2 separate regions of the Homo sapiens genome follow, and region 1 is linked to region 2. A link is an interaction called in ENCODE POLR2A ChIA-PET data of the cell type or tissue named here. Cell type or tissue: CD4-positive, alpha-beta T cell. All regions are shown on one strand. Each heading gives the region's core, and the rest is flanking DNA. Links, peaks and the distances in the headings are about the cores only. Region 1 has its middle 8.6 kb from the start of TAB1. Region 2 overlaps GRAP2 (GRB2 related adaptor protein 2).

The links. ChIA-PET counts read pairs that join two places held together with the same protein. Peaks named below come from ENCODE experiments on the same cell type or tissue, not always from the same donor. Only the 100,000 strongest peaks of a DNase experiment are listed, where the experiment ranks them.
Region 1: POLR2A ChIA-PET joins it to region 2 with 5 read pairs; 2 of 35 experiments call an interaction of 5 or more read pairs at or near these places.

Annotation. Positions count from the first base shown.
Region 1 is chr22:39,388,496-39,393,873 of GRCh38, reverse strand. No RefSeq gene overlaps it. Among named protein-coding and RNA genes, the nearest start is that of TAB1, 8.6 kb to the left of the region's middle. In CD4-positive, alpha-beta T cell, for the core only: no CTCF peak of the experiment used is centred there; a DNase peak (open chromatin) is centred at 5,003; H3K4me3 peaks cover 510 bases; H3K27ac peaks cover 473 bases.
Region 2 is chr22:39,940,239-39,945,616 of GRCh38, reverse strand. All of the region lies in intron 1 of GRAP2 (GRB2 related adaptor protein 2), which reads right to left. Among named protein-coding and RNA genes, the nearest start is that of TMA7B, 17 kb to the left of the region's middle. In CD4-positive, alpha-beta T cell, for the core only: a CTCF peak has its summit at 4,628 (motif pointing right); DNase peaks (open chromatin) are centred at 2,056, 2,926 and 4,666; H3K27ac peaks cover 4,482 bases.

The DNA of each region.
Region 1 (5,378 bases), core at 57-5,056, 550 kb after region 2:
TGAGGTCAGGAGTTCGAAACCAGCCTGGCCAACATGGCAAAACCCTGTCTCTACTAAAAATACAAAAATTAGCTGGGCGTGGTGGCGCATGCCTGTAATCCCAGCTACTTGGGAGGCTGAGGCAGGAGAATCGTTTGAACCTGGGAGGCGGAGGTTGCAGTGAGCTGAGACTGTGCCACTGCACTCCAGCCTGGATTGCGCCATTGTACTCCAGCCTGGGTGACAGAGCGAGACTCTGTCTCAAAACAACAACAACAACAACGACCAAAAAAAAAAAAAAAAGAAAAGTAAAGAAAAGAAAAGGAGGCTGGGAGCAGTAGCTCACGCCTGTCATCCCAGCACTTTGGGAGGCCGAGGTGGGCGGATCACAAGGTCAGGAGATCGAGACCATCCTGGCTAACACGGTGAAACCCCGTCTCTACTAAAAATACAAAAACTAAATTAGCCGGGTGTGGTGGAGGGCGCCTGTAGTCCCAGCTACTTGGGAGGCTGAGGCAGGAGAATGGCGTGAACTGGGAGGCGGAGCTTGCAGTGAGCCAAGATTGCGCCACTGCACTCCAGCCTGGGTGACAGAGCAAGACTCCATTTCAAAAAAAAAAAAAAAAAAAGGAAAGAAAAAAGAAAAGAAGTGAACTAGACAATGCTTTACAAAGTACGCAGCATAGCTCAGGCCCATAGTCAAGTGTAGCTATCTAATTGACAAGGAGACTAAAAGGAGAAGAAAAAAGATTCAGAATAAAATAAAGGGGAGATGGAGAGGGGCCAGAATCAGTGTGCTGAGCAGGACTGCACTCATGGGCATGGGACCCGTACAGTCGCACATTGCCCTGCTCTCAGAATAGACCTAGCATTTGGTTGAATGCTCTGCATTGATTTCTGTTTGAATTTCGCCATCTTGAAATTCTTCATCATTTTATATTTGAACTTGTGTTTTATAAAGGAAGTCCAGTGGGACAAAGAAGCATATGCACCAGCAGGCTCAGACCAGCAAGGATGACAGGCGGTGGGCAGCAGAGCTGCCTAGCAATTGGCCTGGCCACCCTGTGTGCACCCACATGGCTGGACAGTTTGCGACACTGTGGGGCTGTGTGGGGACAGTGGGGGCCAGGATCTGTGCCCAGATTGGTGGCAGCAGCAGAAGAAACTGGTGGGGGTGTCACGGCTCCATGCCATCACGGGCTCCATGGTGGGAGAAGAGACTCCACATGGAACAGCCCGTGCCTGTAACATCTGCACAAATATAGCTCACAGCCTAAATGCTGGGACAGGTACTGCCAGCAGTCAGGCAGTAAACCTTGTCAGTAAGTTATTACAACATGGAAACATACACATGGATGTCGCAATAAAGCACGCTAGGGAGCTGTTAGGATTCTTCAAAGAGTTTTAGAATTTTCGGTTTTCGCCCTGGCATCCATGGGGATGCTAGGAAAAGAAAAAGAATCTCTGGTTTTGAAAATTGCTGCAGGCCAGGCACAGTGGCTCATGCCTGTAATCCCAGTACATGGGAGGCTGAGGCATGAGAATTGCTTAAACCTGGGAGGTGGAGGTTGCAGGGAGGCGACATCATGTCATTTCACTCTAGCCTGGACAACAGAGCAAGATTCAGTCTCAACAAACAAACAAACAAAAACAAACAAACAAAAAAGCCTGCTGCAATATTGCAAATATCCACAGTCTTAGAAATAAAAATTAAATGTATAGATCATCATATTCTACAGAAAATAATTCTATTTTATGTGAAGCTTACTCTGAAGGCAGTTTTAAAGCTAAGTTTTCCTTGTTATTGAAGACCCAGCAATCAAATGCATAAACAGATCATTAAAATTATATAGAAATCATGAAGTAACTTTCAGTTTCTTGTACAACCTTCACAAGTTATAGAAAATGTCAAAGAAAACATTAAAACATCGTTGTATAAGTTTACATTTAAAATTAAATCAGACACATATGAAACTGATTTATATGAATAGTTAAATTTTTTTTCTTGAAACGGAGTCTCACTCTGTCGCCCAGGCTGGAGTGCAGTGGCGCAATCTTGGCTCACTGCAACCTCTGCCTCCTGGGTTCAAGAGATTCTCCTGCCTCAGTCTCCTGAGTAGCTGGGATTACAGGTGCGCACCACCAGGCCTGGGTAATTTTTGTATTTTTAATAGAGACAGAGTTTCACCATGTTGGCCAGGCTGGTCTGGAACTCCTGGCCTCAGGTGATCCACATGCCCCGGTTTCCCAAAGTGCTGGGATTACAGGTGTGAGCCACCGCGCCTGGCCAATATGAAGAGCTAAATATTTTTTTAAAAATTCTTTAAAATCATGAATTTCTCCTACTGTGACAGCATATAAAATACTCTCAGCAGCTACAGCAACAATTGCCTTGGCAGAAGGAGCCTTCTCAAAATAAAAAGTATAAGAAATTATTTGTAATCTTGCCTTTGCCAAAAGTGGCTGTTGTAGCTTTCAATGGAAAATGAAGTTGTCATAAGTATAAATTTCAATAACATAATAAATGAACTTGCAAAAAGAATGAGCCAAAAAATCATATGACCAATCAAGAAATCATATTAGTAAGGCATTATTTTTGTATTATATAAAATGACACCAAAATATTATTATTACTATTTTATTTTTTATTTTTTGAGAGGGAGTCTCATCCTGTCACCCAGGCTGGAGTGCAGTGGCGCGATCTCGGCTCACTGCAACCCCCACCTCCCTGGTTCAAGCAGTTCCCCTGCCTCAGCCTCCCGAGTAGCTGGGATTACAGGCACACACCACCAAGCTCAGTTAATTTTTTTTTTTTTTTGTATTTTTAGTAGAGAGGAGGTTTCACCACGTTGGTCAGGCTGGTCTCGAACTCCTGACCTCAGGCAATCCGCCCACCTTGGCCTCCCAAAGTGCTGAGATTACAGGCGTGAGCCACCACGCCTGGCCTATTATTATTATTATTATTATTATTATTATTATTATTTGAGTGGGAATCTCGCTTTTGTCGCCCAAGCTGGAGTGCAACGGCATGATCTCGGTTCACTGCGACCTCTGCCTCCCAGGTTCAAGCGATTCTCCTGCCTCACCCTCTCCAGTAGCTGGGATTACAGGTGCCCGCCACCACCCAGCTAATTTTTGTATTTTTAGTAGAGATGGGGTTTCACCATGTTGGCCAGGCTTGTCTTGAACTCCATACCTCAGGTGATCCACCCATCTCAGCCTCTCAAAATGCTGGGATTACAGGCGTGAACCACCTCGCCCAACCCCAAAATATTATTTTTTATAATCTTAAATTTATGCTGTTACTCATGTGTTACTCTTACTCCTATTATATTTTATATGTAATATTTTGTAAGTAAAGTGCTTTATATTTTAGTATTTTTATTTCTATTTCTATTTATTATTATTATTTTTTTGAGACGGAGTCTCTCTCTGTCACCCAGGCTGGAGTGTAGTGGCGTGATCTCGGCTCACTGAAACCTCCACCTCCCGGGTCCAGGCGATTCTCCTGCCTCAGCCTCCCAAGTAGCTGGAATTACAGGCACATGCCACCATGCTGGGCTAATTTTTTTTTTTTGGTATTTTTTGTAGAGATGGGGTTTTGTCATGTTGGCCAGGCTCGTCTCGAACTCTGGGTCTCAAGTGATCTGCCCGCCACAGTCTCCCAGAGTGCTGGGATTACAGGCGAGAGCCACTGCACCCGGTCAAAAATTACACTATTTTTTAATATTGCTTTTTGAACAAGAGGCCCTGCACTTTCATTTTGTACTGGGCCCTACAAATCATGCAGCAGCCCTGATTCTGAAACCTAGCATTTCTTTGAAATAGTTTTCATATTTCTCCAAATTGTCCTGAGTCAGTTAAAACCCTTGCAGGGTTTAATGATTTCCCTTAAGTCCAATGAAGGCCAATCCATTACATTATAACTTTTTTTTTTTTTTGAGAAAGGGTCTCACTCTGTCACCCAGGCTGGATTGCAGTGGTGGTGATCATGGCTCACTGCACCCTCAACTTCTTGGGCTCAAGAGATCCTCTCCACTCAGCCTCCCAAGTAGCTGGGACCACAGGTTCAGGCCACCATGCCTGGTTAATTTTTGTATTTTTTGTAGAGACGTTGTCCTCAAACTTCTGGCCTCATTGATCCACCCACTTCAGTCTCCCAAAGTGCTGGGATTATAGGTGTGAGCTACCTCACCCAGCCCTAACTTATCTATTAATTTATTTTTAGATGGAGTCTCGCTCCAGGCTGAGTGAGTGCTCAGCCTGTCACCCAGGCTGGAGTGCAGTGGAATGCTCTCTGCTCACTGCAACCTACCCCTCCTGGGTTCACGGGCGATTCTCCTGCCTCAGACTCCCGAGTAGCTGAGATTACAGGCACCCACCACCACGCCCGAATAATTTTTGTATTTTTAGTAGAGATGCTGTTCTGGAGCTTTGGCCTCGCTTACAGGCGTGAGCCACCACGACCGGCCCTAACTTTTTTTTTTTTTTTGAGACGGAGTCGTTCTCTGTCACCCAGGCTGGAGTGCAGGGGTGTTCCATCTCCGCTCACTGCAACCTCCGCCTCCCGGGTTCAAGCAATTCTCCTGCCTCAGACTCCCGACTAGCTGGGATTACAGGCGCCTGCCACCACACCCAGCTAATTTTTGTATTTCTAGTAGAGTTGGGGTTTTACCATGTTGGCCAGGTTGGTCTCGAACTCCTGACCTCAGATGATCCGCCCACCTTGGCTCCCAAAGTGCTGGGATTACAGCGTGAGGCGCCGTGCCCGGCCCTAACTTCTTAAGGACCACATCGCAGCGTGGAGCGGGTCGCTCTGAAAGGCTGACATACTCCACGGGGCTCAGACGCCCCAATCCATCCCCCATCCCTTTTGGGGTGCTGTCCTCTCCACCTGGGATTCGTTCTTCAGCATCCGACAGGCGGCAGGTGCGGGGCCTTCGGATGACAGTTTCGGTGTTTGGGGTGTCTGGGCAGGGGAAGCACGTGACGGGCCTTTGGTGCCGCAGAGTGGAGCGAACACCTGAACCGCAACGACGAAGACGGGAAGTGGACAGGGAGGCGGGCGTGGCCACTAAGGGATGACAGCGACTCCGCACACGCGGCCTGCCCTCTGCGGACCACAGTGACGTTTCACCTTCTTGAAGATTGGAGAAGGGAGCCATCAGGTGAGAGGGGTCAAGCAGGGCGGGCGGCCTGACCAGCCCCAGCAGCCCCGGCTTGGAACCCGACCCCGCTGTCCCCCAAGGGTCGGCTCCTCTCGCTGAGCAGCGGCCTCAGGGTCGGCCTTCAGGGTAGCTCGGGCTCCTTGGGTTGCAGGCAGCCCCTGCCCTCCGCACTCCTAAACGGGGTCAGAACCTGGGTGTCCTGGAACGGAGCCCCGGGATCCCTCACCCGCC
Region 2 (5,378 bases), core at 128-5,127:
TTATTTTCTTGTTGATCAAAATTTCCCTAAGTTTCAAACCCTTTAGGGTAGAAAATAAATACTCTCCAACCTAATAGACTTTCAGCGACCAGTCAACTGGGACCACATTTGTCCTCTCAGTGGGAATTCCTACCCAAGTTAACAAGATTTGGGTAAATAAGGAAGGTGGCTGCCAGTGAGAGGGTGAAACGCCAGGAGATCAGAGGATTAAAGCCGACTGCAACAGGGTGATAGCAAGGGGCTCATTTCTCTGATTCTCCACAATTGTTCAATCTTTCGAAGGTAATTTATAGAGATGACTATTACCCATTCAAAGGTAGATGTTAAGCAAAAAATAGACCAGGAGCCAAAGTAAAATGTCACAGTTAACTCTTTGAGTCAAAACGTACTCCCAAACAACACCATCACAAATATACTTTTTGTACACTTTCTTCAAGATCCATCTATCGAAGGCAAATTAAAATTGTTGTGACCTAGGACGACCCACTCAACAGGAAGGAGTATTCTGCCCTCCTAAGTTAATGCTAAATGCCTTTGCTGATTTGATTCACCCCATCATTTTAACACACAAGGCTTCTTCTAATTAAGGCCTTGCCTCTAGTTTGCAGAGAGACATGACTTCTGTGGGTCATCCTCATGGTATCAACAGTAGACAGTGGTCGCCTCGTGGGATCAAGTGTCAGGTGAATGGTCCTGAAGACCAAGGTCCCATTTGTATGCAAATTCACCTTAATAAGCAGGATGGAGACAAGGGAAGGGCAAATGCTAAACATATTAGAAAGTTACATAAATTAGAAATGAAAAAATATCCCAGGCAAGCTCTAGATAAGACCTTGATTTGGGGAAGATCTTTCCAACATGACATGTAACTCAGCTCAGGCTTGGGCACTGGGTCCAGGCTGGCTGTAAATCACTTCAGTGAGAAGTGAGAAGGCCGAGGCAGAAGTAAAATTGCTTCTGAATAGCAGCACTTTCCTCTGCCTTCCCCCAGGAGGTAGGCGGTATGGCAAAGCCAACGACACAGCCATGTCACAGAGCTCCCCAGCTTGTAATATTAATCCTGGCTCAAAAAACCCAACTAAACAGGCCCACTCTTTATAAAATCGCTTTGAAAAAATTTGTTTGCTCCCATTTCCATTTGTGAGATGAAATCTGCCCAGCTGCTGTTTGTTCAGGGTGGGGTGGGGTATGTTCTCTTTTTGTTTAAACCACAGGGCTTCAAAAACTCTTCCCTTGAAGCACCCCTAGTAGTAGAGAATAGTAAATATGTCACCCTCAGGGGTCGGTTTTCTGTTTGGTCATAAAAATGCATGGAAATGTATATCCCATTCCTCTATATCCATTAGCATTAATTTTGAAAAGTTTAAAAATTACCACCAGGGAAAAAGGAATCTGATTATCCATTTGTTTTATGATCTGTACCTGCCACCACTACATACTGCATTGGAGAAACAACAACAAAAAATATGATGCAGATATAAACTGGGTAGCAACAATTTAGACAGAGTTGTGGGGGGCGGAGTGCAACAGCCTGAATTCAAGAATGCAATGAAGCCTTCTTGCTGCTGTTTTCAATTTCAGCGCTTCTGACTTCTGAAAAGAGAGACCCCTCGGCCAGGCACAGTGGCTCACGCCTGTAATCCCAGGAGGCGGGCGGATCATGAGGTCAAGAGATGGAGACCATCCTGGCCAACATGGTGAAAACCCCATCTCTACTAAAAATACAGAAATTAGCTGGGCATGGTGGTGTGTGCCTGTAGTCCCAGCTACTTGGGAGGCTGAGGCAGGAGAATCACTTGAACCCGGGAGGTGGAGGTTGCAGTGAGCCGAGATTGCACCACTGCACTCCAGTCTAGCGACAGAGTGAGACTCCATCTTAAAAAAAAAAAAAAAAAAGAAAGAAAAGAGAGGCCCCTTTTTAGAGAACCTCACAGACGGATTAAATGTGCTTTCCCTGCCAGTGATGGGCTTTAGAAATGGCTGAAATGCTACCTGCCCATACAGTGTGAGACGCTGCAGCCTCTAGGGGCAGCCAAACCACCTCCAGCAGCAGCCCCCAACCCCCACCCCGCCAACCTGATAGATGGTGATGCCATTTGTAGGGCCTCAGTGCTAGCTCTGCTTCTCACCAGCCCTCTGCACCTCTCTCGCTTACCCCTTTAAGAGCTGTCACGCAATAGCCATTAGCAGCATGCAGTGTGGATCTGCTTCACCAGAGGGTAATGCCACACAGGACTGCCCTGAACATGATTTTTTCTACCCTTGCCTTTCCATGTGAGCTTCTTTTACTACCAAAAAAATCTTAAAAAATATTCAGGCTATATACCAGGAATGCTTGTCTACTTCTAAAATATAGCCACCACAGAGGATGAAAACAAAAGCCATGCTACAGCTCTTTAAAATAACCTCCATTGGAAACCCAGATTATAAGTGGATTTGTTCAGAAACACGTAGTTACCATCAAAATGGCACCCGGCAAGAAACTTCTTGATCAAATTCAGCTCCTCCTAAGTTGGCTATGAATAGCTAAGGTTTCCATTTTATGTATCTCTTACAAAGGGCAATTGCATAACACCACAAAGCTATGTGAAGATTCAGGCTCAGGACCCAGTGAGAGAAGGAGACAGGTCCTAAATTGCTATCACTTCCTATTTTGCTGGGGAGAGCTCTAATCTGAATACTTGCCCCAGTTTATGTTGTAATTCAGATAAGATAATGTCTTGAAATTTTTTAAAAAGAGAGGGAAACATTGCTTTTTACAAGAATTGCTTGTCACATATTTGTCAGGACATCAGCAACAAAATTAATTAATTAGTTCATTAATTTAGAGACAAAGTTTTCCTCTGTTGACCAGGCTGATGTGCAGTGGTGTGATCATAGCTCACTGCCGCTTTGAACTCTTTAGCTCACAGGATTCTCCCACTTCAGCCTCCTGAGTAGCTGGGACCACAGATGTGTGTCATCACATCCGGCTAATTTTTTTTTTTTTTTTTGGTAGAGATCGGGGTCTCACTATGTTGCCCAGGCTGGTCTCGAACTCCTGGGCTCAAGTGATCCACCTGCCTCAGCTTCCTGGAGTTCTGGGATTAGAGGCATGAGCCACCGTGGTCCAGCCAACAAATAATTTTTATTAGTGTATCTTGTATACGAAATGAAGTAAGAGAATAGTGAGAGTAGTTTACACTTTAGGACTTTGGCTGCTGCTACTACTGAGAGGAGCTTAGTGAAAATGTAAAATTATACCAGCTACTCAACATCACACAATGCAGAGACAGAATCCACAGCCTTGTTGTTCGACAGGTAAAGCCCCTCTCGGAGACAGTAGAGGAGAGTGCCGCCTCCCCCAGTCGAATTGACAAGGTCAGCTTAATCACTTTTCAGAAGTAGGAAACCTTATACTGCCAGGAAAAATGATTACAGTTAAGCCTCACTGTACACAATAGGTATATTCTTGAAAAGTTATAATGAATAGAGTATTTGTAAATGGAATCATATTAGCATGTATTATGGAGGCTCACTCTATAAAGGAACCCTGTGGTGAATCGCTTTATAAAATGAAAGGAAAATTTGTTATGCAAATAACTACCTTTTAATTTATCTGTTTTAAAGTCAGGGTTTTCATGCATTGAGTCTTAAAACAGAGCACACCTGCCTATCCCCTCCAGCTCTGCACACTGTGGGCCAAATAAACATTTGTTTCCCCTCCTCTGAACTCCTCAAGCACTTAACAAAACAAACAGACAAAAAAAAAAAACACCTCTCCTGTTGATATAGAACATTTCACCTTGGAGTACAGATGTGGAATTGTCAGACCTTTTCTGTGCAGAGCCAGAGAGTAAATATTTTGGCTTTGTTGGCCATCTAGTCTCTGTCACAATGACTCGCCGTGTTTTTGTAGCCAGGAAGGTGGCCTTAGATGATGGTAAATGAATGGGCATAGCAGGGTTCCCATAAAACTTTATTTGTGGACCCTGAGATTTGAATTTCATAGCATTTTTACATGACAGGAAGTATTATTATTCTTTTGATATTTTTTTCAACCATGTAAAAATGTAAATTAGCTCAAGGTCAAAAACACATGATGGGCTGAATTTGGCCCACTGGCTGTAGTTTGTCAAACCCTGATATATACATTTATATCTATATCCTATCTCCCCCTAATAGTTTATAAACTTCTTAAGGGGAAAAGTTGTAGTTTAGTGGACAGAATATAGGCCTAGTAGTAGACGAACCTGGATTTGAATCCAAAATGTGCCACTTCCTGAGTGTCCTATTTCCACATCCGTGGGATGGGAGTCACCAGAGTTACTCCGTGGGGTTGTTCTGTATTAATGCGTAGACTCTGATACACAGTAGGTGTCCAACGAATGGCAGTTGTTATTTTTTCTTAGATTCTCTACAATGCCTAGCCCGGGCTTAGCAGGCAGCCAGGAAATGTTTGTTGGATGAATGAAGACATGCAAATGACCTGCCCTCAGCATTACTCTGGTTGATTTCCTCAGGGAAGGAGCAGGAGACAGAAGGAGCCATTTAAAAGGATCAATTAACTTCCCACTCAGAGGTGCCCTGACTTCTCAGCAAACTCAGCCAGAGATAGTGCAACATACCTACACTAAGAGGTCTGATTTATTTAAAATCCAATAGAGGGCAATGGTGCACCCCAAACCATCAATTCCATCTCGTAACTTTTCTTTGCATCTTGAGTCCCGGTAACCTTTAACTAGACAGGTTCGGTGATTGTCTTCATTGTCTCTCATGAGTTTTAAGGCGCATCAATTTTAACATTTCAAAGACTCAAACCTTTAAAATACAGAATTGCTTAGATGTCAAAGAATTCGTGGTCATCTTCTCCTACACACTGTCTGATGCTTAAATTCCTCCTGAGCAGCCTGGAGAGGTGGTTCCCATTCCTCCTGAGTGGACTTCCCTCACTCCTGCTTGGATTCTGGGTTAATGATCCTGTATTGAAACCCCTACTGTGTGTTATTCTTTGCTCTGCATCTTACATCTGTGTTTGGGGCCTTTCTGCCTTAGTTTATTACCTCTTATTGGGCATTGGACATAGGAACAGGAAACTGAGAAAGGTTACAGATGGCCCTTCTTGAAAATTTGTAAGCATAGAACGGACAACTACCTTATGGCTCGCCTGTAAGCCACTGCTTAAATATTCTTCTAGAGACCCAAATCAATCTATTCTGAAAATAAAGTGGGAAAGTGAAAAAAAAAAAAAAAACAAACAAAAAACAAAACAGGCTGGGCCTCACCAAGAGACCAAGGAGTAGCCTTTCCCCATTTTGGGCTCTCAGATGACAATATTTTTGCTCTATTCTAAACCAGCAGACACCCTGCTTAGAGAATACCTGTTAATCAGCTGGTCA